Linked DNA regions of Homo sapiens: region 1 is linked to region 2. The links are chromatin loops, found by intact Hi-C in ENCODE. Cell type or tissue: Calu3. All regions are shown on one strand. Links, peaks and the distances in the headings refer to the core of each region. The heading gives the core; the rest is flanking DNA. Region 1 holds the start of LOC105373161 (a long non-coding RNA gene). Region 2 overlaps GALNT2 (polypeptide N-acetylgalactosaminyltransferase 2).

Evidence for each region. Hi-C counts contacts between places; a loop is a spot of excess contacts. Peaks named below come from ENCODE experiments on the same cell type or tissue, not always from the same donor. Only the 100,000 strongest peaks of a DNase experiment are listed, where the experiment ranks them.
Region 1: it touches region 2 in a loop (4-fold over the local background); 1 of 110 quality-filtered maps calls a loop at or near these places.

What each region holds. Positions count from the first base shown.
Region 1 is chr1:229,798,013-229,814,044 of GRCh38, forward strand. LOC105373161 (a long non-coding RNA gene) reads right to left here and starts at 9,836. Exons shown (of 4, transcript XR_949247.1): 1 at 9,785-9,836. In Calu3, for the core only: no CTCF peak of the experiment used is centred there; a DNase peak (open chromatin) is centred at 6,029.
Region 2 is chr1:230,159,922-230,175,953 of GRCh38, forward strand. The region is part of intron 1 of GALNT2 (polypeptide N-acetylgalactosaminyltransferase 2); the gene reads left to right. Among named protein-coding and RNA genes, the nearest start is that of GALNT2, 100 kb to the left of the region's middle. In Calu3, for the core only: CTCF peaks have their summits at 7,651 (motif pointing left) and 7,852 (motif pointing left); DNase peaks (open chromatin) are centred at 7,630 and 9,650.

The DNA.
Region 1 (16,032 bases), core at 3,766-8,765, 360 kb before region 2:
ACAAAACGTGGCTTTGGGCCGGGCGCGGTGGGCCATGTCCGTAATCCTAGCAATTTGGGAGGCCTAGGCAGGCGGATCACTTGAGGTCAGGAGCTCGAGACCAGCCTGGCCAACCCCATCTCTACTAAAAATACAAAAGTTAGCCAGGTGTGGTGGTGGGCACCTGTAATCCCAGCTACTCGGGAGGCTGAGGCAGGAGACTCGCTTGAACCCTGGAGGTGGAGGTTGCAGTGAGCCAAGATTGCGCCACTGCACTCCAGCCTGGACAACAGAGCGAGACTCCATCTCAAAACAAACAAACAAACAAACAAACAAACCCACAGCCTTGTGTTCCATTTCCCTCTGACACCAACCTTTCTGTGGAGATGGCTGCCTGCACTTGCCCTGGGCGGGAACTCAGGGACTTCCTCCTCCCAGTTGTCTTCCCACAGTCCCTCCCTGGCCTTTCCTGCCAGAGGCAGCACTCCATTTCCCCAAGACTGTGGGCTGGGCCGTGTCCTTTTGTCCTGGAACTAGGGGCCAAATCTTGAGAGTGCCTCATATTCCCAAGAGAGCTGCCAGGGACTGCCAACAACCTGGGTGGGCACCTCTCTCGGGGCTTAATAGGGGCAGTAGCACTGGCTCTCCCTCATGCCAACTTCTCACCTGTCTTTCTACAGGAAGAGACCAATATGGGCATTGACTTACATACCCATCAAAGGTGGGCTGGATAAAGGAAATGTGCTGCATATACACAGTGGAATACTATGCAGCCATGAAAAAGAATGCGATCATGTCCTTTGCAGCACATGGATGCAGCTGGAGGCTGTTTTTCCAAGTAAATTAGTGCAGGAACAGAAAACCAAAGACTGCATGTTCTACTCATAAGGGAGCTGAACACTGGGTAGTGATAAAGACGGGAACAGTAGACACCAGGGACTACTAGAAAGGGGAGAGTGGGAGGGAGGCAAGGGCTACAAAACTACCTATTGGGAACTATGCTAACTACCTGGGTGACCGGATCAGTCATACCCCAAACCTTAGCATAACACAATATACCCACGTAACCCCCAATCTAAAATAAAAGTTGAAATTATTTAAAAAAAAATAGAGTACGGACCCCCCCACCTCAAAGAAAAAGACCAAGAGGAGAGCAGACAGGAGAGGATCTCTGGGGCTGTGCCCTGTGGAAAGTGCAGTGCTCAGTTTAAGAGGTGATTCTCTTCTTCCCATGAAACCAAATGAGGGGGCTTTAACAGAGTTACTTCTCAAGGCTGGAGGTTCCTGTCAGAAGAGAAGAGGACAGCGTGTTCCCTAAAGGGCATACAAGCCCAGGGCAACTAAGTCTGAAGGGATCCTAGTAAAAGCAATGAGCATGTCCCAAAGGGCAGTGCTTTGCACCATCTCCTGTTCCTAAGTGCAGGGCTAAAGGCCACCTCCCAGGAGGCCTTGGAATGGCCAGCTGGACATTTGTGTAGGCAGTGAGCTTGTTGGTCAGCTTGAGTGGAGGAGAAGAGAGCTGGAAAAGAAGGATGGCAGGAGAGAGGGCATGGCTGTGGGGCAGCTGGCTTGCTGAGTCTAGTGTGGCCAGGATCTGTCACCCCCAGGTTGAGTGGAAACTGTAGAACATGGCAGAGCCCAGGCTGTTTTGCTATACTCTCAGCCAGAGGGCTGTTGGCCGGGGCAGAGGTCCTTACCCCAAGAGGCTGGAGGATAGAAGGCCAGGAGTAGACTCTTGGAAGAGTTAGAAAGCTGAGGCCAGTGCAGCTCTCTTTCCTGGGGGAGGAAGCCCAATGTTACTTCAAGGAGCCGACATGGCTGGACATTGGAGCCCATGAAGAGGCTCCCAGGGCCGGTGCGAACCCCAGCTGCAGGGGCCACCCCAGATTGTCTATCGCAGCACCTGCCCAGACACTTACCTCGCCTTTACTCTTCTCCATTATGCAACCAGTGAAATATCAGAAAGCAGATGAAGAACAATGCAAATCATGTCAACTTTTAACTTCTTTCACCTCCTCCTTCTAGATCTAAAGTCGAGTCATAGGAATATTGAGTTTGGACAGATTGTTTAAGTTCTAATGTGACACCAAGTTTCTCATGTAAGTAAATTTTAGTATCTGTAAAATGCATACATTAAGATAATCTTATCTGGGGATTTAAAAAGTAAGTTTGTTTTACAACTCAATGCAAAATAATACCAGTCTTCTGTAGGAAATGTAGGAAGCACAGATAAGTTTTTAAAAAGCTAAATCTGAACAGAAATCCCACACTGAGAAGTAATGGTGATTAGACTTTCTAGTAGTTGCTTTCCCATCATTGTATGTATGTGTGTGCTGGCATGCACACATGTGTGTGTGTGCCTGCACGGACATGGGATCATATTGCATATGCTTCATTGTAACCCACTTTTTAATCACAACATTATATTATAAACACTTTCCATGGAATTCTTACGCAGCATCACGTATTGGATGTGCGGCATTTTTCTGTTGGACATCTCAGATAGGGAAGCCCACCTGGAAAGTCCTCATTGTTTCTCTAATACAGTGGCTATTGGAGCTTAGCTTGTGGAAGGAGGTTTACTTTGGAGGCCTCAAATCATGACGTCTTTCTACACCTGAAATCACAGTTTCTCCCAGCCATCCAATGAGTTCTGGACTGGTGGAGTTGGAGGGGCAGCAGGAACAGGGCGAAAGTGGGAAGTGGGGCTGTGAAATCAAGGCAAGCCTGATGATGTGGTTTGGATGTGTGTCCCCTCCAAATCTCATGTTGAAATGCAATCCCCACTGCTGGAGGTGGGACCTGCTGGGAGGCCCTTGGGCTGTGGCAGTGGATCCCTCTTGGCTTGATGCTGTCCTTGCCATAGTGAGTGAGTTCTTGTGAGATCTGGTTGTTTAAAACGGTGTGGCACCTCCCCCCCTGCCCCTTGCTCCTGTTCTCGCCATGTGATGTGCCTGCTCCCACTTTGCCTTCTGCCATGAGTAAAAGCTCCCTGAAGTCTCCTCAGAAGCTGGGCAGATGCCAGCACCATGCTTGTGCAGCCTGCAGAGCCATGAGCCAATTACACCTGTTTTCTTTATAAATTACCCAGTCTCAGTTATTCCTTTATAGCAACACAAGAATGGCCTGACACATCTGGGATAGAAGGTAGATGGCAGGTCTGGGGTTGTGGGCTGGGCATGGAGCTATGAGAGAATTGCTTGGAATTCTACAAGACCATATACGAGGCCAGGTGACATGAAAGGTTATGGGTCAAATCAGGCAGGGGGTCCACAATTGGGAAGGCATGCAGCCTATGTGCAAACATTCACTCTAGAAGCTCTGTGAACACCGACCATGTGCTGGATGCTAGAGAGCTGATACTCTGATGGTTGAGAGGGAGCCAAACTCCATGTCAGCCTAAGAAACAACCGTCTAGTAGTGAGGATGTCATAAGCAAAAGGTTTCATTAAAATGTGATAAATGCCATCAAAGAAGCTGGAACAGGTGCCACGGGACAAGAGGGGAAACCCCTCAGAGTGTGGGAAACCTCATGAGGGGGCTGCGCCTGAGTTGAGTTGGGGGGTGGGGCAGAGTGGATGGAGGGACAGTGGGCACGGGGTGGGGGGCGAGGTCAAGTGCAGGATGGCAGGCAAGGTGAGAGAAGCTCAGGGGGCGGGAGTGGATCTTGGTGTTTGGGGAAGAGAAGGGGGAAATTCTAAAAGTCAGATTCGATAAAATCTTTTGAGGAATTGCTCTAAGTAGCTGTAATAGAATGGCATTTTAGTTTGTATGCAAAATACCATAGACCGGGTAGCTTATAAACAACAAACATTTATTTCTTACAGTTCTAGAGTTTGGAAGTCTAAAATTAAGTTACAGGAAGATTTGGTGTCTGGTGAGGTCCTGCTTCCTGGTTCATATGTGGCACCTTCTGGCTGAGTCTCCACATGGTGGAAGGGGGAGGAGCTCTCTGAGGCTTCTTCATGAGGGCACTAGCCCCATTCGTGAAGGCTCTACCCTCATGACCTAATCACCCTCAGCAGCGCCAGCTCCTAACACCATCACACTGGGGGTTAGGATTCAGCATGGGAATTTGGGTAGACAAAAACATTCACTCCATGGCAAATGGGCACACATGGGGTTATAGTCGGGCTAATGAAAGTGTACACTGCTCTGGTGATGGGTGCACCAAAATCTCACAGATCACCACTAAAGAACTTACTCAGGTAACCAAACACCATCTGTTCCCCCAATAACCTATGGAAATAAATTTTTTTTTTTTTAAAAGAGAGAAAGCAGAACAGTTCTGCTCTGTTATGTGCAAGCTCTGTGACATTAATTTTCCTCACTGAGCTTTGCTTGCCCATCTGTAAAAACAAGAGCAAGACTCCGTCTCAAAAAAACAAAAACAAAAACAAAAAACAAACAACAACAACAAAAAACAAAACAAAAACAAAAAAAAACAGGGGTCATCTCTAACTGTGGGCTGTGCTTGGGGTCAAATGGGAAAACTGGAGGGAAAACACCTACCATGCTGGAGGCCCGGGAAGCCTGGACTTCTTCCTACCTCCTTGAAAACCAGCTCTCATGGAAGACAGTGTCTGCTGTGTGTCCAGCTGGAAGTGCCCATGCTCCGTGTACTGAGGGCAAGGTTACTTCTCTGCCACCAACTGAGCCTGTGAAGGCTGAGTCGGGATGAGTGTGAAAGGGCTGGAACATGAAACCTCACTGTTGTTTACATCCAGGGCCAGGCTTCTTCTGCAAAGCTGCCCAACACAGTCCCATGAGGTCAGGACACAAGATACAGCTTTAAATGCCTCCTAACCTGGCAGGAAAGGATTAGGAGATGAGCTCCAGCCCTTGAAACCACCACAACGGTGGCCGCCATAATTGTGCACTTGGCAGCCATTATCAGAGCTCACTTGTCCCCTGTCAGTGTTTTGGGCTGAAGTGTGTCCCCCCTTGCTCCCTTCCCTAAATTCACATGTTGAAATCCTAACCCCCAGGACCTCAGAATGTGGCTGTATTTGAAGACAGGCCTTCAGAGAGGTGACTGAGTTAAAATGAGGTCGTAAGGGTGAGGCCTAATCCAAAGGACTGCTCTCCTTATAAGAAGAGGAGATGAAGGCGCAGACACACACAGAAGGAAGACCACATGGGGACACAGGGAGAAGACAGCCATCTGCCAGCCAAGGAGAGAGGCCTCAGGAGAAACCAACCCTGCCAACATTTTGATCTCAGACATCCAGCCTCCAGAACCATGAGGAAATACATTTCTGTTTAAGCCTCTCGGTCTGTGGTGCTTTGTCATGGCAGCCTGAGCATACTCAGACACAGAGGCTGACAATCTTCTCCTTCCTGTCTATTATTCTTGCCACCAAACATCAAACCAAACATATTCTGCCAGTGCCCTTGCAGCTGTGGTGCATCTGTGGCACTGTTTTTCCCGCTCACTCAAACTCTCGTGGATGGAACTTTCCACGGCTGCTCCAGCCCCAGCTCTCCCTTCCCCTAGCCCCATCATTTGTGGACCTCAGTGTTCTCTCATCACTTCACGAAAATTTACCTTGTGGCCTCAATTATAGTAGAAGCCCTTAGACTGCCAACTTCTTGGCTGTGTCACCTGGAGCAAGTTCTGGAACCTTCAGTTTCCTCATGTGTAAGAACAGCTGTAAGCCAACCACACCGGATAAACAACCAGCTCTGCCTGACCCTGGAATCCCAGATGCCTCTCTTGGCCCATGGTGGGATACCCTGCTCTGCCACCTCTCAGTACCACCATCGCTACAATGCACAGCCTGCCTGACCCTATGGCCCTGCCTCTGCTGACCACAGCAGGTGCACAACCTACTGTAGACTGTGGCTCAGCTCCAAGGCCCTGACATTCCCAGGCTGTGCCTTCATGCAGTGCATAGTTATCTGGCTTATGTTCAGCCACCACGTCCCATGAGAGGACAAGGATGGATGAGGCCTTCGTTTTGTCTGCCTGGACTCCAAGATATTATCCTTGTGCTGCAATAGGTAATAGCTACCTGCAGCTGATGACTCAGACTTCCTCCTTTCACAAACACTTTTTTTTTTTTTTCTGGCAGGGCCACTTTGCCTCTGTGACATTCAAGAAGTGCTTACAACTGAGACCTGCCTGCAAGCTGCAAAAACTGTAAGGGGAAAAACTTTGCTTGGAGAGTGCTCTTGAACACTAAACCATATTGCTTTGCCAAACAGGAATATGGGGGTGAAATAGGGGTCATTGTCAGAGGTAGGTGCAATTTTACAATTGAAGCCAACAGGCTTGAAATATAGTGAAAGCACTTTTGGTTAAAAAATAAACTCTCCAAGTTTGCAAAAGGGTCAATTATCATTACTTTTATTTGGGCTCAGAAATCTTTCCTAACCACAGCTTAATCTTTTCTCAAACAATCTATGACAACCTCCAGCTACAGGAAGCTAAAAGAGCCACTGTGTCATGTCCAATTAAGGAATATTATCAAGATGTCTGTGTCTCTAGGGAGAATAGCCCCCCCAGGGATGGTCACCTGAATTGACTTTACCTGCGAGCACCCAACAGCATGGAGGCTGGACTTTTGGTGACATAACTTTTTTTTCTCTCCCAACCTTTTTCTCTGTCATAACTTGTTATTGAACTCAGAAGCAGGAACAATGACCCAGTCCTTCTGGGAGATATGATGTGGTGGCAGTTTGGGCTCTTTTTAAATGCATGTGTCATTTGTCCTTACATCTGGTTCTGAATCACAAAAAGAATCTATAAAAAGCCAGAACCTAAATAAATGTTAGCAGCATTGTTTGGTGAAAGCCCTGTAACCATCCAATGGGTTCATCTTGCCAGCTGCCCAGATAAAGCTGATTTATCAAGACAGGGGAGTGGCAACAGAGAAAGAGTTTAATATACAAAGAGCTGGCTAAATGGGAAACCAGAGTTTTATTATCACTCAGATCATCCTTCCAGAATGTTTGGAGGCAAGGGTTTTCAAAGATAGTTTGGCCTGCAGGGGGCTAGGGAATGGGTGCTGCTGATTGGTTGGTGAGGTAATCATAGGGGTGTGGAAACCAGTTCTTGTGTGTTGAGTCCACTTCTGGGTAGGGACCACAGGACTGGTTGAGTCAAGAGTTGCGGGTCCAGGTGGAGCCACTGGTCATCAGAAATGCAAAAGCCTGAAAACACACCTCAAAAGGCCAAACTTAGGTTCCATAATAGTGGTGTTATTTACAGAAGTAGGAAGGTTGCAAATCTTGTGACCTCCAAAATTATGGCTTGTTATCATTTAATTACATCTACATCTTAGCAGAATTCAGGTCCCTCTCATTCTCCTAACCTGGTGGACTTTCATTAGTTTAACTAATGTGGTTTAGTTTTGGGAAAGGGCTATTATCGTTTAAACTATGAACTAAGTTTCTCCCTAAGTTAGTTTGGTCCACTCAGGAGTGATCAGTGCAGTTTGGAGGTTACAGGCAAGATGGAGGTGGTTAGATCAGATCTCTTCCACTGTCATAATTTTCTCATTGCTATAATTTTTGCAAAGGTGTTTTTAGCCCTTTGTTAAAGTACAAAGATTGCCACGTGGATGAGCAGGGTTTGAACACCTTGCCTCTTTGAGAGGACCTCTTCATGCCCTGCCAGCTCCTGTGGGCCTCATGGTCTCTCACTATTGGGTAAAGAATATGACTCCAGTTCCTCTATGAAGTGTCATCTGCCACCTCAGTTTATCTGGCTTTCTGCACATTCACTCCTTTACTTAGCAAGCTTGGGAATCTTTTTTGTATATCTCCAACTAAGTGCTTGGAGGGAGGAGGGGAAAAGTTGCATTTGCTCTGTCTCAGACCTCTGGCATCATCAGTCCCTGGTTTGTGGGGCATGAAGCAGATACATTTATGGGGCCATCCTTAAGAAAAAGAACAAAAGTGATTTCACTTTGGCAAATTTTACCAAAGCATATAACCATGTAAACACATTGCAGGAGCTTATCCCGAAGCCTTGTGTCAACTGAAAAAATTGTGAGATTTGGCCGGGCGTGGTGGCTCATGCCTGTAATCTCAGCACTTTGGGAGGCCCAGGAGGGTGAATCACTTGAGGTCAGGAGTTTGAGACCAGCCTGGCCAACATGGTGAAGCCTCGTCTCTACTGAAAATACAAAAATTAGTGGGGCTTGGTGGTGCATGCCTGTAATCCCAGGGACTCAGGAGGTTGAGGCAGGAGAATCGCTTGAACCCAGGAGATGGAGGTTGCAGTGAGCCAGGATCACGTCACTGCACTCCAGCCTGGGTTACAGAACGAGACTCCATGTCAAAAAAAAATTGTGAGATTCATACATTTAGAGAGGAGAGCAGGACTGTGGCCTGCAGGCTGGCCACTCTGCATGCTAAGAAGTGGAACCTCCAACAGAGACTGAAAGCAGGCACTTTAAGGGAGGGAAGAATGGAACAGGAATTTATGCCAAATGGGTTGGCTAAACATATATATTTAATAGGTTTTAGGAGGAGCTATGCATATTCATGAGGGGAAGTTGCACACATGCATGGTAAGCAAACATGTATATTACATATACCCCATGATCACTCTGTGGTGGAGACTTAACATTTAAATGCATTAAAGTTAGGCTCTATACATCAAAGGGGCAGCAAAGCACACAGAAGCATCTCGTGTGCAGCCTCTGTAAACCAGCCAGAACCAGCCCACGGTCGCTGGTTATTTATCAGGGAGAATGTGTTGTGAAACTGATGAGCTGCCATGTCGAGGCTGCAAGAAGGGACGGGAGTCTGGCTGGGGCATCTGGTGATTGGCTAAAGTCAGCGATGGAGCAAACCTTCTGTTTTTGTTTTTCCAGGGCTAGCTTCTGTTTAACTCTTAGGAAATAATCCAGTATAAGTTAACAAGGAAGGAAGTATACTGAGGTGTCACTGACCTCCCTTCTTGTCATGGAATTTAGTTTTCCAAGTTTTTTCTGGGGCATCCTTGGCCAAGCAGGGTTCATTCGCTCTGTTGGCAGGGCTCAAGATTTTATTTTTATTTCACACTCAGAAGGGGCCCGACGCTTAGGATTCACCACCTCCTCAGGAAATCTGCCTGTGCTCTGTGGGATATGGTGGCATTTCTATGGGGGATGTTTCTCGGCCACTTGTGGCCCTTAGTTCTTGGGTCTTGAGTCCCCTCAACCATCCCCACCTGCCCAAGTCTCTCACAACTTCATTCTTCCTCTTTTTATGAGGTAGCAAGATAAGTTCTGCTCTGTACTCTTGGCCTCAGTGTCCTCTTCTGTAATGTGGGGATTTAGGATGTTATCTCTTAGAAAACATCTGAAACATACTTGGCTCTCAAAGAATGCTATCCGGTGCCTATTTCTCAAACCACGTGCCCAGATTCCTGACCAATCAGCTGCTCATATTTCTATGTCTGGTTCCAGAACAAAATTTTGTCACAGCTAAGAATTATAAAATTTGTACCCCTCAGCCTATAGTGTAAAAATAGCTGCCAGAAGAGGCCATAGATATATCCAGAACAGAGATTAGAATGCTTCACTGAAGACTTGTTTATTGTAGTAAATGACCCAAACTTAAATCTTAAATGTCCAGCCAGAAGAGATGAGTAAACCTAAGGTAACATTATACAATGGAATACATGACAACTACCAAACTCATTTTAAATATTAATAGATTGCATAATATATTGCCAAGTGAATAATACAGGTGACAGAACTGTATTTACAATCTTATTTCATTTTTGTAAAATAAATACTTCACACACACAACACACACACACACACACACACCGCACAGTGTTGCAGGAAGCATATGCACCAGATGTTACCTGTGGTTATCAGAAGGATGAGGCAAGGGGCCATGTTCTTGTCTTGCTGACCTGCATTTCCTATAAGGTTGCAGTGGAGGAGGCCCCTCAGGGCACCACACCCGGGCCCTCTCCTTTCCTCTGCCCAACCCCACTTCAAGCTTATAATCAAATTCTAATCAGCAAGTGGGTACTCAATTGCCGAATGTTTTTGGGCTCATGTTTGCCAATTTAAAAACAGCAGACGTTTCTAGCCAATTATTGCAGTGACTCTAGAAGAGTGATTACTTTCTCCGTCTTGTGGCTCTGATGATTCTTCAGGAAATTGAGCTGAGAGTTTAATGTCAAGTGGCTTTGTGAACAGCATTTTTATTGGAAGTTGAGCCTTTGATTTCTGAGTTGTGAAGCAACTCTGTTCTATTCGAGAGAATGTTTTCTTTGACCATGGAAGACATCAAATTTGGTTCAAACAAGAGGACCTTGTGTGAGGACTACATACACAGGTGATCCTAAAGTATCAGCTTGACCCCAATCACAGTGTTTACGTGTTTAGGTAGCTCCAAAATGTTTGAAGCAGCTTCCTAATGAGCAGCTGGTTTTGTTGTGAAATTGTGTTTCTAAACAGCAACCTCTCAGAGCAGCTGAGAAATAATTGTAAAATAATAATTATTAATAATTGTATGTAAATAATGATTAATTAATCATTAATAATGAATGATAAATAATTATTAAGAATAATTGAAATGATTCCTAATGTTTTTATTCTGTTTTACTAATAATAAGTAAAGATTTGACTTTTGTGTTTTATTTTATAGTTTGCAAACTACTTTTTAAAAACAACTTTATTGGGATATAATTTTCATACCATACAACTAACTCCCTTTTTTTTGAGACGGGTTTTTGCTCTGGCACCTGGGCTTCTGGTAGCGCAGTCATGGCTCACTGCAGCTTCAATCTCCCAAACCCAAATGATCCTCCCGTCTCAGCCTTCCCAGAAGCTGGGACTATAGGTGTGTGCCGCCACGCCTGGCTAATTTTAAAATTTTTGTAGAGATAGAATCTCCCTATGTTGCCCAGGCTGGCCTCAAACTGCTGGGCTCAAGTGATCCTCCTTCCTCAACCTCCCAAAGTACTGGGATTACAGGCATGAGCCACTGTACCCAGCCAATTTGCCCATTTAAAGTGTACAATCTAATGGTTTTGAGTATATTTGCAGAGTTGTGCAACCATCACCACAATCTAACTTCAGAACAATTTTTTCACCTCAAGAAGAAATTCTGCCTAATTGCAGTCACTTCGTATTCTCCATCTCAACTCTCATTCCTAGTCTTATGAAATGTAGGGGATAAGAGAAAACTTCCCCTTCACCCTTTGAAGGTTCTCTAACAAAAGGCAGAATAACAGGAGAAAAGGTACACACATTTATTAACGTGTATGGTGGGGTTGGGATGTGGGCAGGGGAGTAGTGGATCACAGGGGGATTGCCCACCAACCCAGTGTGGCACAGAAGCTTTACGGGGAAGAGAGGAGATGGAGACTGTAGGCAATGCTTTCATTAGGGAGAATTGAATGGACCCACGATGTTGGAGGCAGACTTTATAGGAAGAAAAGATGTGGAGCTGCACAGGAACAAAGGTTGTCTTATTATGCAAAAAAAAGTCCCCCAGGTAATCTCCTGGGGTTACCCTCAGAAGAATAGATGAAAAGTTTGTCTGGGCATGGGGTAACTCCCAGTCTCTTCTCTTCTCCAATGGTTGATAGTTCCTGGTTATTTGATGAGATCCCTAGGGAGGGGGTTTAAGACAATTATGTTTCTTTTGGAAAGAAGCTTTCTTGGTCAGAGAAGGAAATTCCAAAGAGAGTCCCTCCCTGCACTTGGTGGGTGGGGGTAGAACAAAACAGGGTTAGAGGCAGCTTGATTATGAGGCAGCCTCTATGGTCTCTCAGCATGTCAAAGCATCGACTTTTGGGGTGTCGTTTTCTAAGCCCCAAAGGCAACCACTAATCTACTTCCTATCTCTATAGATTTATAAATTTGTCTCTTCTGGACATTTCATATAAATGGAATCATACAATATGTGGACTTTTGAACTGACTTCTTTCACTTACGTACATAATGTTTTTGAGGTTCATGTATGTTGTAGCATGTATCAGCACTTCATTCCTTTTTATTGTCAAGTAAAATTCCACTGAATAAATATACCACATTTTATGTATTCATTCATCAGTGGAGTATTTGAGTTGTTTCCACCATTTTTTGGCTTGTTAAAGTATGCTCCTGGCTGACAGACAAAATGGACTTCCTATGACTACCTGAGGTGCTCAAAGTTAACACAGAACCAGGTGTCCATGACTGGTGAAGGAGTGGTCACATATTCTGTGTTCTCAGAAAGATGTAAAAATGTCACAGGACCCACCCTTCTACAAGCCAAACTGGTTCCCATTGTCAGTGCCCAGACAGACTGCAGCTGGAAACTCCTCAACTTGTAACTACCCAATGAGTTCTTCTTGCCCACTGCCCAAATAGTGCCAATTCATCAAGACAGAGGAATTGCAAGAGAGAAAGAGTTTAATGCACACAGAACCTACTAAACAGGAGACCAGAATTTTATTATTACTCGAATCAGCCTCCCTGAAAATTCAGAGGCTAGGCTTTTTAAAAGATATTTGGTGGGCAGGGGGTTGAGAGGAAGGAATGCTGATTGGTGGGGTTGGGGATGAAATCATAGGGACTTGAAGCTGTCCTCTTGCACTGAGTCAGTTCAATGTCTGATGAAGAAAAATTACAGCAAGAGAGCACAGAAAAGTTGGTGGAGAGAAATTATCAAAGTCAGGATATGAAAGAAATGTTGAGTTGAGGATCACAAGCCTTCAAATTGAAAGGGGCACAGAGTGGTCGCAATAGTGAATTTTTAGAAAAGTGTCACATTATTATTATTTCATCTGACCAGTAGTAAAGACTCTCTCTCTTTCTCTTTCTTTTTCTTACTTGAGATATGGTCTCACTGTGTTGGCCAGGCTGGTCTCAAACTCTTAGGCTCAAGCAATCTCCAGCCTCAGCCTCCTGAATAGCTGAGATTATAGGCACATGTCACTATGCCCAGTTAGTGAAAATTTCTATAAACTTCTGGGCATGGCAGGTGTGTGTGTGTGAGAGAGAGAGACAGAGAGAGAGAGAGAGAAAAAGGATTTGAATTCGGAATAGCATTGAACTTTTTAATAGCAAAACTGAAAGAAGATAATAATACAATGTCTTCAATATTCTGAGGGACAATGACTTTCAACCAGAATTCTACCCTTAGGCAAACTATTTAATCAAGAGTAAGTATAAGAGAAAGACATTTTCAGAAAACTGAAGACTTTTTTTTTTCACCTCTTACGCACTTTCCTTAGGCAGATATGCCTCAGCAAAAAAAGAAAATTAATCAAGGAAGGGGAAGATGAAATGGCACCTAGGTAACAGATGATTCAACACAGGGAATGGCTGAGGGACAGCTCAGGCATTAATATTCAGCCTCTAGACTGGAGTTGGAGGTCTTTGGGAAGTAATTTGCCAGCAGAAATAAAAAATGGAACTGCTATATTTGATTACATAAAAAATGTGATTGATTTTGGATTATTTGGGGTGGGGGAAGTAAGCATTGTAACATAGAAAATCTAATAAATAAAAAAACAAAGCAAATATTAACTCTAGGAAGAAAAGAAACTGTTGTAGAAGACAGATGTCATCATAATGGACATTTTGGCTCATGAGTGAATCATATTTCATAGTCATAGGGATGTAAATGCTGCTTATTGAGAATAAAAATCATTATATAAATATGTAGGGAGAGCTGTAGGGAATGCTGGTAGAAGAATGGAGCAGGATTGCTAAATCCTCAGCTCTCATGGTAGGTGTCAATAGACAATGTCTAAAATTGACAAATTAGAATTTAGCAATGTAAGCCTATTATTTAGAAACAAAGAGGTTAAAGACAAGGGAAAAAGCTCTATGATCTCAAGAATAGCTTGCAGGAGTGATGCAGGGAAGGGAGAGACAGAGGTTTTTATTATTAGCTTTTTGGTATTATTTGAATTTAAAGCCATGGCACAGTGGCTCACACCTGTAATCCCAATACTTTGGGAGGCTAAGGCAGGGGGATCACTTGAGGCCAGGACTTTGAGATCAGCCTGGGGAACATAGAGAGACCTTGTCTCTACAAAAACAAAAAATTAGCAAAATGTGGTGGTGCTTGTCTCTAGTACCAGCTACTTGGGAGGTTGAGGTGGGAGGATTGCTTGAGCCCAGGAGTTCGAGGCTGCAGTGAGCATGATCATGTCATTGCTCTCCAGCCTGGGTGACAGAGTGAGACTGTCTGAAAAAGAAAGAAAAAGAAATAAAGAAAGAAAGAAAGAAGGAAAAAAAGAAAGAAAGAAAGAAAGAAAGAGAAAGAAGGGAAGGAAGGAAGGAGAAGGGGAGGGAAGGGAGGGCAGGGGAGGGGAGGGAAGGGAAGGGGGAAGGAGAGAGAGAGAAGGAAAAAGAAGAAGAAAGAAAGAAGGAAAGAAAGAAAAAGAAAGAAAGAGAAAGAAAAGAAAGAAAGAAACAAGAAGGAAGGAAGAAAGGAAGGAAGGAGGGAGGGAGGGAGGGAGGAAGTAAGGAAGGAAGGAAGGAAGGAAAGAAAGAAAGGGAAGGGAAGGAAGGAAGAGAGGGAAAAGAAGGAATTGATTCTTGGTCCTACCTCTTTCCATAAATTACAAGACTAAACTGCAGCACCGTCTGATGAGCAACTTCATAAATTCTCTGTTTCAAGGTTTCCAGAGAATTGTTACTTCCCCTCCACCAGCCACACTTTCTGCAAGCCACAGAAAACTCTAGAAATCTCTACTCTTCTTCCCTCAAATCCCCAGTTGCTGCAGGGAGCCCACTTCTAGTTCAGGATTTCATAGTCCTGAGGGGCAAACCCAACGGCAGCATTGAGCCTGACTTGGGCTTGGTGCTTTCTTAGAAGGAGTTTAGTTTCCAGCTGGGCACAGGCACACCTATAGTCCCAGCTAATAAAGGATCTTTTGAGGCCAAGAGTTTGAGTCCAGCCTGGGCGACATAGCGATACCCAGTCTCAAATAAATAAATAAATAAATAAATAAATAAATAAATAAATAGATAAATAAATAAGTTTTTATTTAAAAATAAGGAGTTTAGCTTCCTAATAATGAGGTATTTCTAGCTTCCACTTTGGCGGTATTTGGAGAGCAGAGCTGTGGACTGGAAGTCTGAAGTCAATGTTCTACCCTCTGTCCCTCCCTATTCTTTGCTTTTCTGTTTACACAGCCATGGAGAGAGGAGAGCTTTGCGGAAAGTTGCTCTGTTGAGAGGGACATGCTCACTGCCCTGATCTGATCATTATATAATGTAGACATGAATTGGAACATCACGCTGTACCTCATAAGCATGTACAATTAACATGTCTCAATTATAAACAAAACAAAAAATTAAATTAAAAAATAAAAATAAAATGCTGCTCTGCTGAGTTGAAGAGCTGGACACCTGGGCTCAGGATCTGGTGAGCCGGCCACACCTTGGAGTCTGCTCTGACCTCCATGTAGTGGCACAGGCTGGGTGGAGGAACTATGGATGGCCTTAGTGGCCCATGAAGTGTCTGGTTTACTGACCTGTGGGAAAGCTGGGCTGGACTCAAGGATCAGTCTGGTGGGTTGGATTGGCCCAGCTTGCTCTCCTCTATAACCAGAGGAGTGGGCTGACCTGCAGTGGTCACAGAATCCACTGACTCTCAGACAGCTGCTCTATATTGGGTAAAGCCATCCCTCCCTACCCTGGTTAGTGCCACATTTGATGGTTGCCACCTGGGCCTTGTGGAAAAGCAAGTTGCTTTTAGTTGCTTTCTCCACAGTTGCTTCCTGAAGATGTGACTGACTTCTTTGGATGGTCACCTATGGAGTCTCAGCTTCCCTCTCTGTTGTATGGGAATAACCTAGCACCTTCCTCTCAGAGAGTCTGAATAAGAGATAGTTTCCCCATGTGTTAGATGGGGTTTCACCATGTTGGCCAGGCCAGTATCAAACTCCTGACCTCAGGTGATCCACCTGCCTCGGCCTCCCAAAGTGCTGGGATTACAGGCATGAGCTACTGCGCCCGGCCAGGAGACATCTTTACCTTTGTATGCCACTGTCTTTTTAAATGTATTCAGTGGTGGAAGTTCTTCTCCTGGATAAAAACTTGGAGTGTCCCATAAATTCTCTGCTAATTATTGGATTTAAAAAAATCATGTTGT
Region 2 (16,032 bases), core at 5,598-10,597:
CTGTGCCTTCTGGGACTGCCAAGAGTTGCCAAGGGGAGTGGGGAGTCCTCTCTGTGGGGTGTCGTCTGAATCCAGCAGCCGCACCACCCAGGTGCTTCCCTCCTCCCCACTCCTAGGCCAATGTCCTTAGTTTCTGCTCACTGATCAGACGATTATCCTTCTCCAGGATGACCACCATCATCTCATAGTCCTTCCTCACTCCCTTCCATGAAGTGCTTCTCCAACCCATTGTCTCTGTCATAGTGAAATGATTCTACTGTTAGTATCAAGATTTTCCACTAGTGCTAATAACAATCCCTGATGTTATCAAACATGTAGGATGGGCCAGGCATTGTACCAGGTGTCTACAGAAATCCTTTGTGCTGACTGTTGACCACTATCCCCATTCTGTAGGCGAGAGTGAGCCTTAGGAAGGGCGTTGGACGTGGCCAGGATCACACACCATGCCTTGCACTCACCTCTGATCTCTGAGGGCCAGGGCCTCCCTGTATACAATGATCTCTGCATCTCTTCTTCCTAGCAGAAGACTCAAAAGAACTTTCAGATGTGGGAGGCCAAGGCAGGTGGATCACCTGAGGTCAGGAGTTTGAGACCACCCTGGCCAACATGGTGAAACCCCGTCTCTACTAAAAATATAAAAAAATTAGCCGGTCGTGGTAGTGGGCGCCTGTAATCCCAGCTACTCAGGAAGCTGAGGCAGGAGAATTGCTTAAACCCAGGAGATGGAGGTTGCGGTGAGCCAACATGGTCCCACTGCACTCCAGCCTGGGTGACTGAGTGAGACTCCATCTAAAAAAAAAAACACGAAACTTTCAGATGAATAAGTTGGTTCTATCAGAGATGGCTCTTAAAGCTCAAAAGCTGTTTTAAAAAGCCCTGTGGATGCGCAGGCTCTCTTAGACCCTTTTTCTGTGTTACAGAAGGGGATATAATACCCCAAATAGGGTTTTTTTTGGTACAAACTGTGGATAGTACTAGATTTTGCTCCATACAGAGTCCTGTTGACTGAACTGCCCTTTCATGTTGTGTCTCCAGTGTTTTTATGGGCAACAGCCATATACAGTCTACTTCCTATCTATTGTGAAGTTGTTGTTGAGGATTTCCTGTATTATTTCACTCTGCATTCATGTCTCAGTTACCTTTGATCCCTAGCAAACTGTCCCAAGTGGAATGGCCTAACCCAGGAATGATGTATTATTTCTTACAGTCCTGTGACTGTCTGGGCGGTCCTTTTGCTAACTTCCCCAGGGCTCACGTGTGCCTTGTGGTCAAGTGATAGCAGCGTTGGCTGGCTGGTCCAAGGTGGCCTCACGTGTCCTATAGTATTTGCTAGCTATTGTCTGGGGCTCCTCAACTCTCCACATGCCCCAGTAGCATAGACCAGCTTCCTTACACCATGGTGGTCTCAGGGCAGCATTCTAAGAGGGCATGTCCAATGTGCAGGTGTGTATTAAGCCCCTCCTTGCCTCGTGGTTGCTGGCATCCAATTGGCCAAAGCAAATCACATGGCCTAGTCCAGAGGCCGACTCCAGCTGTCTGTGCAGACGTGGCAAAGAAATATGGCCACTTCCAATCCACTGCAGTCCAGTCCCCAAAATCCATTCTTTTCATGGCACATTTTGGAATCTAGCAGCTGAATTTCAGTCTCTCTTAAGATACTCATGACTTTATTTGGATGGTGAGCATATGGTTGGTTGGAGCACAGGCTTCAAAGTCCAGCCTGAATTGAGATTCTGACTTGCTCTCTGACCATTGTGCCTTTGGCGGGTGACTCACATCCATTTCTTCATCTGTGAAATGGATATGATGATACTTGCCTTCCTGAGATTGTTGTGAAGTTAATTGAGACTATACATGAAGTCTCTGGGCCATAACTGATCTCATTACACCTTAATTCTTGTTTCTATTACTTATTTTACTTCTGTCTCTGGGAAGTTCAGAGTTTAAAAATTCAACTTGACCACAGCATCTTTACTTGGTCATTTCTGCAACCACCATGTTCCATTTCTTTTGTGTTTCTATTTAGATCTTTTGTTTTAAGCTACCCAATCCTTTTTGGAATAATATGGGGTATTATTAAAGTAAGACTAACCAGCAAAATTCTGTAAAAATTAAAAAAAAAATCTTGGCGCTTCCAGTTCATTGGTTTTGCTGGTAAGATTCAGGATTATAGTACTGTTGAACAAGCTTGTATAGACGTGAATGAGTTTCCACATTCTTATAGATTTGACTCAAGTGATCTTTGCAGATTTTCACAAGCACTGAAGACTAACCAGCCTTCCTTTAAGTCTCCCAGCACTTAATTCATCTGGTCCAACACATGCCGGGTTCTTCAGGGTGTTAGGATGAAGCTCCTGTATCTGATCACCTACCATATTCCACACATTTTCCATACACTCTTTCTCATCCTCTGAGAATTTAGCATTCCGGGTGATGCTACTAAGATGGATGAATAATTTATAAAGTTTTAGAATTCTAAATATAGTTCTTTCTAGTTTCCCTTAGGGTTCAGAAAACAATATCCCAAAATGAAGGCCTCAGAAGCAAAAGTTTTTCACTTTCTCCTGCCCTCCAGCTGCCAGTCTCCTTCTCCCCAAGGCTGCCCTTAGAAGCTAGATTCCCTCCATAGAAGCTAGAATCCCTCTTCCCTAAAACAGGTCCTAGGAACCAGAACTTGCTTTCCCCAAAGCCAGCCATCAACCCTGAAAATGCAGCTCTAACTTTCCCTCTGCCTTGCTATGTAAATACTGTTTATAAAAACAGTATGTGACTTAACTGTTTGACTGTAGGTCATAAGACCCACCCCTCCACTCCATTCCAGAGAGGGTCTTGCCCCAACCCAGAATGAAGGAATGCTGCTCAGAGAGGCTGAGAAGAATCTAGATGGACAGGCCTTGCTGGGCTTCCCCACTCGGTCTGTTGGCATTGGAACCTACCATTTTTGTCCAGTCACATTTCCACATGACTGTCCATACTGTGTTGAACTTAAGCATGAGAATGGACAATTTCCCCTGTAACTTTGGGTCTTCATTCTGATGGCTCCTGTGTGTACACATTAAATCAATGTGTATGCCTTTTCTCTAATTAATCTGACTTTTTCGAGTTGAGTTTTCAGTGAACCTTCAGAGGGTGATGGGGAAAGTTCTCCTTGACCCCTGCATTTCTAAGTCAGTGGACACGTGAATCTTTGGCTTACAGAAAGATAAGAATCAGCTAAACATGTTCTTTGAAACTCCGCATTAAAACAACAACAACAACAACAACAACAAACTTTTGTCAAAGGAATTGTTAAATCCCCCAACCTTCATGTGCAGTGAGGTGAGATCCAGGCCCCACTTGGAACAAGTTCCATGGAGTGCGCACATCTTGTGGGCCACTGGCCACTCCTGAATTCCATGGACTCCGTGGGGCTGAGGTGCAGTGGAAAGATGAGCAGTGACTGTTCCCAGTGCTGTTGCTCATCAGAGAGCATGGGATGAGGTCACTCCGGCGATCTCTCATGCTTTAGCGTTTCCAGCTGTATGAGGGAGGTGTGGTGTAACTTCTCAGGCGGTTGTGTGGCTCTGGGCTCAGTTTTTGTTGAGAGCCTTCTGTGTGTCAGACACTGCTAGCATCATCATGTATGTCCTTTTATTTAATTCCTCCACATCACAGTGGATAGAAAACATGGTTCCTATTGCTACGAGCTCCAGAGCAGGAATTTGAATTTGCCTTCGAAGCCCGAGCTGCTCACAGCAGCTCACTGTCTTTTCAGCTTTCCCATCAGGATCAAATGAGACGAAGTGTGTGGAAAGGAGAAGCAACCTTTAAAAGTAGATCTTGGTAAAATTACTGTTTTCTGAAGTTGGACCAGGGAAGCTAAGAGGAAAGAGGGACAGTCCCCACTGACTGTCTTGGCTGCTGTGGGCCAGGCCTGTGCCAGTCACTTGGTGTCAGTGAGCTTATTGGATTTAGCTTTCCCAACCACATGGACACGGGGTCAGTCTGTCTGTCCCAGAACTGGCCGGGGGTGGTGGATGGAGCCTGGACTCTGGGCCAGTCACAGCCTGATGTGACACTGGATACACTGCCTGTTAGCTGTGTGCTCTTGACTTTGTTTTTTTTGGGAGGGTCTCAGTTTTGTCATCTTTTTTTTAATAAAAGGGGTATTAAATACCATACCTCAAAGATACTGTGAAGAACACATACGTAACTGCAATCGCACACGTGTAGCTCCTCTACAATGCCTGGCACTTGGAAAATCCCTGGTAAATGCCAGTTCTGTGAGGGTGGCATCACTGTTGCTGTTATTTCCATGTTCTGGGTTGGGGGCAGAAGGGCCGTCGGGCCCATGGGGAAGTACCCAGTAGAGGCCGGTGCTTTGCTTTCTCTCCTTGTGTGTGTGATTGCCCGTACATGCACTGTCAGCACCCGAGTTCCCTGTACACATTTACTGCTAACAGCGGTGATAAGCGCACAAGATCACTTTGGTGTTTGACCCGTTTCTTGGAGAAAGCAAAGATTCAGTAGGGAAAGTGATGTACATAGAGGAGATGAGCCTCTCAGCAGGCTTGGCGGACTGCATCCGATCATGTGATCTCTTTCTTGCCCAGGACAGCACGGTCTCTGGGCCCTTTTTCTTTTTTTTTTTTTTAGACGGAGTCACTCTGTCGCCCAGGCTGGAGTCCAGTGGTGCGATCTCGGCTCACTGTAACCTCTGCCTCCCAGGTTCAAGCGATTCTTCTCCCTCAGCCTCCTGAGTAGCTGGGACTACAGGCGCCCGCCACCACGCCTGGCTAATTTTTTGTAGTTTTAGTAGAGAGGTTTCACCATGCTAGCCAGGATGGTCTCGATCTCCTGACCTTGTGATCCACCTGCCTAGGCCTACCAAAGTGCTGGGATTACAGGTGTGAGCCAGCACGCCTGGCCTCTCAGCCCTCTTTCTAATTCCAAGGGAGAAGGGAGGCTACCTGAGATTCTACAGTAGTGCCTGGACCCCAAACCTTAAAAGCAGAGGTCAGCTCACACCTGTTTCTAGAAACAGCTTTTGTGTCCCCTGCCCCATAGGTTCCTGTAGTGGCTTTGGGCAGCATTTGGAACCACTGGCCAGATAAGATCCCTTAATGATGTGAAATACTGCATAAGGTCGAAGTTCCAACTTTAACATATCTGGGCTAAATTTTTAAAACTATTCAACAATTCATGAAGATAATTAAAGAACATGTGAAAGTCTGAGAAGGAGAGCCAACACTCATCATTCTCCACTCTTAACACAATCATTTTTATTCCAGTGCCTTTCATTCCAGGCTAATCCATATGGATACAGATTTTTATATAGTTGTTTCATTGTGTACATAAAACTTTGTCTCCTGCTTTTTCATTTAACGTAAGCATTTTGCATGTGGCTCTGTGATCTTTATAATTTTAATGGGCGCATAGTATTCTTTGAAGGGGCTGTTAACAGAAATTAACGTTGTATTGGTGAATGTTCTAAGTTTCTTCTGTTTTTTCTCTTATAAATAATGCTGCAGTATTTGTGCATAAGATTTATTCCTTATTTTAGGTTAGTTCACTGGGATAAATTTACAGAAGTGAGATTTCTTGGCTTAAAGATTTTCAGTCGCTTTCTAGTTCTTGATGTTGGATGCCAAGCCAAGTTGCTTTCCGATAAGGTTTAATTTACACTGTGTCCTTTTGCTTTTAAAATAAGGTAGTGAGACATCTGCAGCCTGGTTGTGATGCCAAGTATTGAGATAGTATGGAGAATGTCCCAGCTGTTGAAGGCAGAGAATGGACTTACAAATAAGTGGCGCCAGAGGTAGGGGATCTCACAGCTTGTCCCTGGGTGGCACTGGTCAACCTGTCCCAGGGCAGCACTCGAGAGGGAGGGAGGCCCTCGGAGTAGCCAGAGCCCCTGGAGAGGGCTGATAGATGCCCCACAGGGCTGGAGGTTTCTGTATGGAGTCCTGCTGTAGGTCACTCATATTAGGCATGATGTGAATGTGCTCCACTCAGCTACTGTGATCTGATTGAAATAACCTTTTAAGAAAAGAGCTTGCAACTGTGGAAAGACCACTGTTTTGGATCAGGTTGACATGGAGTCTGGGCTTTGATGGGACTGTATGAACCGCCTTAACCCCTGTGTTTACCTGTCTTTAAAGTGGTCTAATAAGCCATGACAGTGTCCTCTGCACAAATCCTTTGTGAAAGAACAATTTGTAATTAATAAAAAAAAAAGACCTTTTGAAAAAAATAGATTAAGACAATCCTTATAGGGTTTTGGGGTAATAGTCACACAGCTAATAGCTGCTGAACCTTGAGCAAAGAAAATGTTAATGAGAAAATGTACATTTTAAATGAATAAAAAGAAACATACAGTCCCTATGTATTTCTTGTTTGTTAGGAACTTTTTCAGGCACTCCTCCCCGCAGCGTCACTCATGAGTTTCTTTTTCTTGGGTGCAGATAGCACACATTTTGCATGGTGTGCCTCACACGGTGTTTCTCATCTCTAGCTACTTTCACCATCTTTCTAAATATCCCACGTGGGTCATATCATTTTACCAACTTTGAAAGGATTTGTCAGGCCTTTTTCAAATGCCTGCTTTATCAGTCCTGAGGCTGCACAGCCTTGGCCTTGCCATGGAGAGATGGCAGCAGGACAGTGGACTCCGGGGATTCAGTGAGCACGCGGACATGTCTTGTCTCTGCCTTCTTGCTGTGACCAGTGGGTGTGATGTGCTGGTCTCTGCCATCTGCTGTCTCCCAGGGCAGCTTGGGAAAGCCTCTCCTTTCCCCCAACTTCCTTGCTTTCTTCCCTTTTCCCAAAATCCAGATCTAATTCTAATGGTACCCAAAGAGAAGTCAACTGAAGTTTGAGGTTTCTCCCTTTGAAGATAAGGGGTAATTGCTGTACAGAGAACCTCAGAATGGGGGAGAATTGCTGTAGTGGGGGAGTCATGAGGAGTAAAAGAGAGAACATGCTAGTGCTAGGCCTGGGGTGGATGTTGAATAAACATTAGTCCCTCTCACTCACACTTGGGTTGGCTGTACCTGGGCTGTACTGCCAAGAATTTCCAACTCTGTAATGATTTGTGATGAGATAAGTCAGGGGAGAAGCTTAATTACAAATTTTCCATTTCGTTTGTAACCCTCAGCCCTCTTGGGGCTCTTTGCATATCATTCTGAGACTCTTTTTTTTTTTTCTTGGAGATGCTCTTCAAAACAGAGTCAAGTGTTTTATTTTTTTGGTGGTGGGGGGTGACAGAGGGTCTCTTACTCTGTTGCCCAGGCTGGAGTGCGATGATGCGATCCTGGCTCACTGCAGCCTCAAACTCCTGGGCTCAGGTGATTCTCCTGCCTCAGCCTCCCAAGTAGCTGGGACTACAGCTGTGCATCCCCACACCTGGCTAATTTTTAAAATTTTTTGTAGAAGCAGGGTCTCACCACGTTGCCCAGGCTGGTCTTGAGCTCCTGGGCTCAAGTTGTCCTCCCACCTTGGCCTCCCAAAGTGCTAGGATTACAGTCGTGAGCCACCACTCCCAGCATGGAGCCAGTTCTGACTCAGTGGTTACAGAGCAGGCCTAGGAAGGAACCAGTTGTATGGAAGTTAGGCCCTCATGGGAAGGATTTAACCAGGTGGTCATGGGAGATGGTGGCACCTACTGGTGACAAGGAGCATTGCACTTTAGTTCTGTGAGACCTGCTTGTGGGCTGAGGTGAAGTGGGGAGGAAAGCAGCCTTGCGGGGATATTGACATGGAGGTCAGGGAACTGCCGAGCGTGGAGGAGCGCCGTGGTGATGGGAGGAAGGGGCGGTGGAGCAGCACGGGTGTGAAATGTGCAGGGCTGCAGCCTGGCCGGCTGACGAGGCTGCCTCCTGCTGGCCTCCCTGCGGCTGCTCCACTGTGGCCCTTGGGCCCCGCTCATCACCAAGTGCTGCCTGAGGGCTTCACCTCTCTCCTCCCACCTTTTTTTCTTACCTATTGGCAATGATTATTTTTAAATTTTTAAAATGCAATTGATTTTTACATAAATCACATGGGAAATAATTTTCTAAAATACCCCCCCCTTTTTTTTGTAAAGAGACATTTTCTAGTCCAGTGTGCAGAAATTCTTCATTTTTCTAAAGTAAAAGAACCTGCTTCAGCTGTGGTTGGGAAACCCAGAACAAGAAGTGAGCTGCAGTTGAGAGAGGGCTTTGTGTGCCACCCCCTGACTGGGGAGGCGGTGGACTCGGAGCAAGTGTTAGAAAATGGAGCCATAAAAGACTCCTTAAAGTGTCGGGCGCTCAGCTAACTTAGGGCTAGAATTATATATCATCTCTTAAAGGACCTGCTGTTCTTGCCTTCAGGAATGGGAAGTTATCACCAGGAGCTAAGAGCTGACCTGCTTCATAAACTCTTACTTAGACCTAGGAATGAGGAAAAGCTGCATGCGAGTGGCATCCCTTGTGCTCGCTTTCTCTGGGCTAAAACGTTTAGGATGGTCTGGCAGCTCTTGAAGAGAGGATGGTGGCGTGGAATAGATTCCTCTGAGGCCTTGCCCCTCCTGTCCCCGGAGCTGAGCTGATTATTCTCATTGGAAGATTGGCTTTCGAGCATTTATCAAGAGATTTGTACCTGAGTTTTCTTGAACGAAGAGGGAGGCAAGAGGGCTTAAAATTTCCATTAAAAATGAACAGGCACCCAGGAAATACATGATTGACGGATGTTGGCCCAGGAGTTTTCAGTGTAGTTGCTTTCCCTTTAGGTAAATAGGATTATGCGCACATTTTTGTAATTTTTTACAATTTTATTTTTTTCTAGAACAGTTTTAGACTTACAGAAACATGGGGAACATTGTGCAGAAAGTTCCTATATATATCATACCAAGTTTCCCTGTTATTAAAATCTTACATCAGTATGATTCATTTATTGTAAAGAACCAGTATTGATATGTTATTAACTAAAGTTCTCTCTTTATTCAGATTTTTTACAACATCCCCTTGTGTTCTTTTTCTGTTTTAATATGTTATCCAGAATACCACATTCCAGTTAGTGATTATGTCTTCTTACTGTGACATTTTTTTAGACTTTCCTTTTTTGTTATGACCTTGACGGTTTTGAGGAGGCTTGGTCAGGGATTTTTTAGAATATTCCTCGTCTGGGGTTTGTTTGATGTTTTTTCTCATGATTAGATGAGAGTTATGGGTTTGGGAGAGGAAGACCACAGAAGTAAAATATGCATAAATTTGTAAACAAGTTGTTGAATGAGTTAATTATGGAGAGAAAGGGAAGTTTAGTACCCCTGAATAGTAACTGGAAGAGGAGTAAAGGCTGGACCCCCAGATTGGAAGAAGGCAAGTTTAATGTTCTTAATGATGGGACTTAATGTCTAACTTGTGTCATGCCTTATAGTTCAAAGGGGATGGGATAGAGTGGTTCTTACATTTTCATGTTATATCTTGGGAAACTGAGGCTCAGAGAAGCAGCCTGAGTTGCCTAAGGTCATAGAGATAGACCAGGATTTACTGGATATGCCAGTGCATTTGCAAACTATTCCTAGTTGCATTTTCTATGCCCAGAGGTTCTAGACTCAACTGGCTGGGTCACCGATGGCCATTTCATCTGTGCGTAGCTATAGGGATTTAAATAGGAGGATTTTTGTTAAATGAAGACAATTGACCGACTGTGCGTGGAATCAATGTGCAGGATGATTCACCAGGCTTTCTGCCTGTTAGAGAAGTTAAATGGTTGAGAATTAATAATTATGCGATTGTAGTTCACGACTTCAGCACAAGTCATTGTTACAGTTCTCAAATGTTGAGCAGCCCCACGTTATTCCCCACCAGTGTGTTTTTCTCTGAGGTTACACAGTAAAATAAGTGAAGTGCTGACCTTTATCATAACATATTTTTTATTTGTGAGCAAGTGGAGTATGTATAAAGCAGTTTGTGACTTTGAATCCAAAATAGAAATTTGCCCTCCTCTCATTTTCGCAGCATTGAGTTTCATAAACTAAGTTGGAGCAGTGAAAGTGAAACTGGAAATGCATGGATGAAGCCAGTGGTTCTGAACACTGAGAACTGCCTGGGAGCTTCTAGAAAAACCCCCAAGGCTGGGTCCCATTCCCTAAAGTTGTAATTATATTGGCCAGGGCAGGAACAGGCCTTGGGAAATCCAAAACTTGGCCTTTCTGTCTTGTTCCTCACTCTGTACTCTACCCAGGTCTTCATTCTTAAACCTTTCATATCTTTTGATTCTTGCCTAAGTAGAGGTTTTGGGAGCTGTTGGGCTGGAGCTTTCAAAGCTTGCAGTAGGCTGATCTTACTTCTCTACCTATATTTTACCTGTTCTCCCTAGGTGATGAAACTAGGAGGGCCCATGGCTACTTCTGCTACATGGGGCACAAAACATGCTTCAGAAATATTTGAGAGACTGAATGAAGCCTGTCTCTGGTCTCTAGGGTATATTACGTTCCCTTTCTATTCTAATGATGAGTAGGAGGAAAGATACCACTCTTTCTTGTAAACCAAACTGTTCTTGCTTTCAATGGGGATTTTTATTAAGAAGCAAAAACTGATCTCTTTTATAAATGCATAGATACCAGTGTTTTACACAGTACAGGCTTCTGGTTTTAAGAGAACTTTTGCCATGGTTCAGAGTGATCTTACTAGCCTAGTATATTGGTTTGTTTTACATTGCTATAAAGGAATACCTGAGACTGGGTAATTTAGAAAGAAAAAAGGTTTATTTGGCTCACGGTTCTGTAGGCTGTACAAGAAACATGGCAACAGAATCTGCTTCTGGTGAGGACTTCAGGAAACTTTTCATCATGGTAGAAGGTGAAGGGGAGCAGGTGTGTCACATGGCAAGAGAGTGAGCAAGAGAGAGAGGGGAGGAGGTGCCAGGTTCTTTTAAACAATCAAATCTGTGTGAACTCTTTCCTTTACCATGGGGAGAGCACAAAGCCATGCATGAGGGATCCACCCCCATGACGCAAACACCCCCACCAGGCCTCACCTCCAACATTGGGGATCACATTTCAACATCAGATTTGGAGGAGACAGCTATCCAGATGAAATCACCTAGTTAACTCTGGTGTTCTTTTTTCAGGACCCTTTCCCAGTGAGTTAAAATTAAATTTGTGAGTTTATTAATAGGTCACACAGCCTATTTGGAAAGTAAGTTTTTTTGCCTTCTTGTGAGAAGACCTGAAGATTATTCCTCTACACTACCCTGGTGGAACGCCAACCTTGAAGAATTAGAAATAAGTCCTTCTGCTTCTCCCATGGGTCACTTTATAGGGAAAATGCTTGATCAGGGGAGGTCTTGGTCTTTAGCGGGAAACTAAGTCTACTCTGTAAAAATTTGCTTTCGAGTGAACAGTATTTTAGTTAGTTTGTAATGTCTTAGCTTTGCAGCTTAGCTTAGTCTTACCTTTTGAGAAATGGGCTGTGAAATATAAATTATTACATCATTTAAAAATTTCTGGCAACCTGTTTTTTTCCCCAAAACTTGAGGGTTGCTGTGTGGATTGGCTGTAGTGGTAATTACTGAAAAGTCATCAAATAACAGTGAAAACTAGACAACTGATTAGAAGGGAATCAAGTAGTCATTCAGATGGTATTTTCGGTAATTTAATCTGCCTCTGACCATATGTTCTAGTCAGCTGAAATAATTTAACAGTGACAACATATATTTCAGCAAGCAGAGATTAAAAACAGCCCATTTATTTTCTGTTTTCTCCCGCAGTAATATTTTTATGTCTCCGTTAACAAATATGATGTTCGCCATTTAAATTATATGGAAGCAGCTTTGGATGATTTAGCAATATACATAACATTTATTCTTTGTTATTATCTAGTTTTATGTATGTAAGCATGTTTATTTTAGTGGTGTTTCATAATTCAAAAATGTTACCAGAGGTGGTAATTGTATTTATATTGGACATGGGTAAGACATCAGCGTGAGATGAAGCCACATTTTTGCTGCTTTTGTGACTCAATTCTTGGGCTTCCAACACCTCACAGCCCCTGCCCCCCACCCCTGTCCCACACAAATGACTGGCTGGGTGCAGCAGTCTCTGCCACTAGCAAGCCTTATGGCATTGATAAATGTAGTGGTTTTAGAATATTCTAAATATTAACCAATTTTTTTTATTATCCTCCTCTCAAAACTGGAGGCTAGTCTCAGCTCCACCAAACCCGATTTCACGTGAGCTGGACATGGTGACATGGTTCATTATTTCTTATGAACAGACTGTGACAGGGCAACAGTGAGTGATTTCCAAGACTAGGCCATAAAAGGCATCACCGTGTTTCCCTTGCTCTTGTATGTGCCCTCTTCCTCATATTCACTGGGGAAGCCAGCCGCCTCTTGGGAGGACACTTAAGCAGCCCTACTGGATGGGCCCCAGTGAGGAACTGGGGCCTCCTGGCCACGTGAGTTACCCATCTTGGAAGCAGACCCCAGCCCTAGGCAAACCTTCAGAGAACAGCAGCCCTGGCCGAAATCTTTGCAGCCCCATTAGAAATCGTGGGCCAGAACCATTCAGATTCCTGACCCTCAGACACTGTGTGAGGTAATAAACATTTATTGTTTTAAGCTACTGAGTTTTGCAGCAGTTGATAAGTCAGGTAGCCCTTCTGGATCCTTTTTGCCAATCCTCTGGGAAACGAATGGTTGGACTGCACAGTGCCCTGCACGCATAGATTCGATCAATAGTGCCTAAGGGGCTTGCTCATCTTCCAGCCACTGTACCTCCTCATCCCCACGGCGCCTTTCCTCCTCCACTCCCCTGACCACTTGCCTTTGGCAACTGAGCCAAGAACACTTCTTATTTTTTTCTTATTTGGATCAGAGACAGATTATACTGGGAATATTCTATTAACAACGAAACCTATATTTACACTTAATTAGTTTCCATAACTATTTAATAAACTCACCTATTGGGTTTACTGCTTCTGAAAATAGTGTCATAGTATTTAGATGTCATTGCTATTTTATGTACTTAGAGATAGGATGAATTTGAGCTGCTGTGCTCTCTGATTATGGCAGGTAAGTAGACGTCGCTCAGCCATGGATTCCCGTCTGATTACACTCATGGCCCTGGTTTAATTCCATTTGTGCCTCTGTTGTGTGCATTTGTAAGAACAATTTGGGAGATACATATTTTGAGGTTTTAGGATACATAATTTTGAACCAGATTAAAATGTCTAATAACAATAATCACTACCATCTGGGGTAAGTTAGTAAGTAGGAGAAGACTTAGAGTTCTCTTTCTCTGGCCCAGATGCCATTTACAAAGGGAGCGAAGACCACAGCGCTGTACTTTAGGGCATCTAGGTCTTTCCAGAGGCTGCGTGTGGATGCATCCAATACTCTAGACCAAGGGGTGATGCCAGGCAGGGCAGCAGCGTTCTCCTGTCCCATGTTTCTCATTTGGTTGGCAGGGCATCCTAGACCTCTGGTTAAACTTCCCTGATGGAATGCAGTATTTGGTCAGAGCTGCTGAGCCCTCCCTTGTCTACACTTTCCTGAAGCACCATCTGTCTGTGGGGTAATCATTCTGCATTCACTGTCAACATCCCTCCTTTGAGGGTGGTGGAAACAAAGCAGAGATGGGTCTGCATCCTGGGAAATCAAAGCGGGCTTACAAGATCACAGGCTTTGAATTCTCTGCAACTTTTGACCCAGCATAAACCACATCATGACTTGTCTAATCTCAGTAGTTTATACTTGTCACTAAAAAGAGGACCTGTCTGTCACTGCATCAGTTTCCCCTTAAAAGGGAGAAAACACACAGATCTGTTGGTAGCACAGCCAGGATACCAGTGGCTACTGGGCGCAAGAGCCTTCTTCATACATTTGCATTCAGTACATTTCCATTTTTGAGCGGCACTGATGCTAGTGTAAATAAGTCTTATAATGTATGTAAATGTATGGGAGGGGGATTGTAACGAAAAACTTCCACTGCAGAGTAGGCGAAGCCAGTACAATCAATCTGAGTAAGTAGGGCGAGGATTTTTTTTTTTCAGCTGCATTTATTATTGAGCAACTATTGTAAGGCCACCAGCGCACTTGGTACCATAAGGATACAGAAGGAATATGACAGCTTTCCTTACCCTCAAAGAACCTGAAATCTTTTTGGATATCAAACATGGGCGAAGCAGGTAGCAAATGTAAAAGACCCCCAAGTGCTAACTGAATGTATCACCTACACAAGAACACTGGGCAGGCAGGGACCCGCTGTGCAAGAGGCATTGAGCCCAGCCTCCTAATCTTAGAGAAGTTAGACTCCAACACCCACTGCCATTGGCAGAGGCGTGGCTGGAACCCAAGGCTCTGGCTCCGAGGCCAGTGCTGCTCCCCACGTGTCATGCGGGGTCTCCTCCTTTCCTACTTGTCCCTGCAGCATTGGCCTCTCCTCTCCCCTGCACTGACACCTCACCTTCCCTGAGTGGTCTCCCTCCTGCTCACCAGTAGCTTTAATTACCCGGGGCCTTTTCACAACCCCAGATTTGTGCCTCCATCTGTTTGCAGATGCCTCCTCTTGGTATCTCACAGTAGCTTCATCATTTCCAAACCAAACTCCTCTATATTTCCTAGCACTGCTTCTTACCCTCCCCAGCAACTGTCTTGCATTTCTTCTCGGTGGACATCACACCTGTGTAGGAAGTGCTGCAGTCAGAAACCTGGGGCCGTCTTTGATTCTTCTTCCCCTTCGCACTCCTCCTGCTGCATTGCCAGCCCCTCCTAGCTGCACCTGTCTCCGCTCTGTCCCTCCGGGACCTGGACTGGGTCCAGCATGCCATCTTCCCATTGCTGCATTACTGAAATGGCCTCCTGGGCTCTCTTGTGCCCTCTAGTCTGCCCCCACCTTATAGCCATAGTGATATTTCTAGAATACAGGTCTCAGACTATCCTGCCGCTTCCGTGCCCTCCTGTTTTTGATCTTTCCCTTGTTCCATCTGTCTGGTACACCCACCACCGCTAGTCCCCATTGTTCCTTCTTGCCTCCCTTAGGTCTCCACCGAGGTACCACTTCCGTGTACAGCCTTCCTGGGGGCCCTGTTCTACGCGGGGCCTGTGCCTCTGGGCCGTTGTTCCCCACGCTTGTCTGTGGGTGTCTTTGCACAGCACAGGCCAAGATGCCTGGCCCCTGCTGTGTCTCTAGGAGCTGACTTTCTTAATACCAGGCCAAGGCCTTCGGTAGGGGTGGAGAGAAGAGAGTGGGACAAGACAAGCATCTACAGACCAGTGGTGGGTTGAGTGTGGGTGCTCCATCAGCCAGTGAACCTAGTCAGCCATCTTTGTAGGAATTTATTTCTAGTGACCAGACATATTCTGAGATGAATGGTTAGTACAATGTCTTAATTGAACTTTGGCTATTTAGTTGAGGGAGGGAGGAAGCTATCTTATCTAGAGGCAGTACAGCTAAATGACTGAGACCATAAACTCCAGCCCTGAGCTCCCCAGGGTGTGGATCCAGCCTCATACGAACACTAAATGTTCAGTGCCTTGGCTTCCTCACCTGTAAAATTGGAATAGTAATAGCATTGCAGGAAGATGAGCATATGTGCAGTGTCCAGAGTGGGGCTTGGCACCTCGTAAATACTGTGTTAGGCAGCAGTCACCATGGTGGTTCCTCCTTTTCATTGTCCTCCCCTCCCCCTCCTTCCCCTCCTCCTCTGCCTCCTCCCCTCCTCGTCCCCTCCTCGTCCTCCTCCTCCCCCTCCCTCTCCCCTCCTCCTCCTTTCCCTCTCCCCCTCCTCCTCCTCACTGTCCTCCCCCTCCTTCTCCTTGGGGGCTCCTCTTCCCCTTCCCCATTTTTACTGTAGGAGCAGGTATTTAAGATGATAATCTGCAGGTTTTGGCCTGGGAGTCCAGAACAAAACAGTCCTATGTGAGTGACCTCCTAGAAATGTATTCTTGGGTTTTTATGACATTTTGAGAATCAGGCTCTTATAATTTAGTTTAAATCGAGCCCTAGCCTGTCATTCCCACTCTGACTTACATAAAGGGCCAGATTTAGCTTTTTACCAGCTGCGTAACCTGGACAAATTGCTTAGC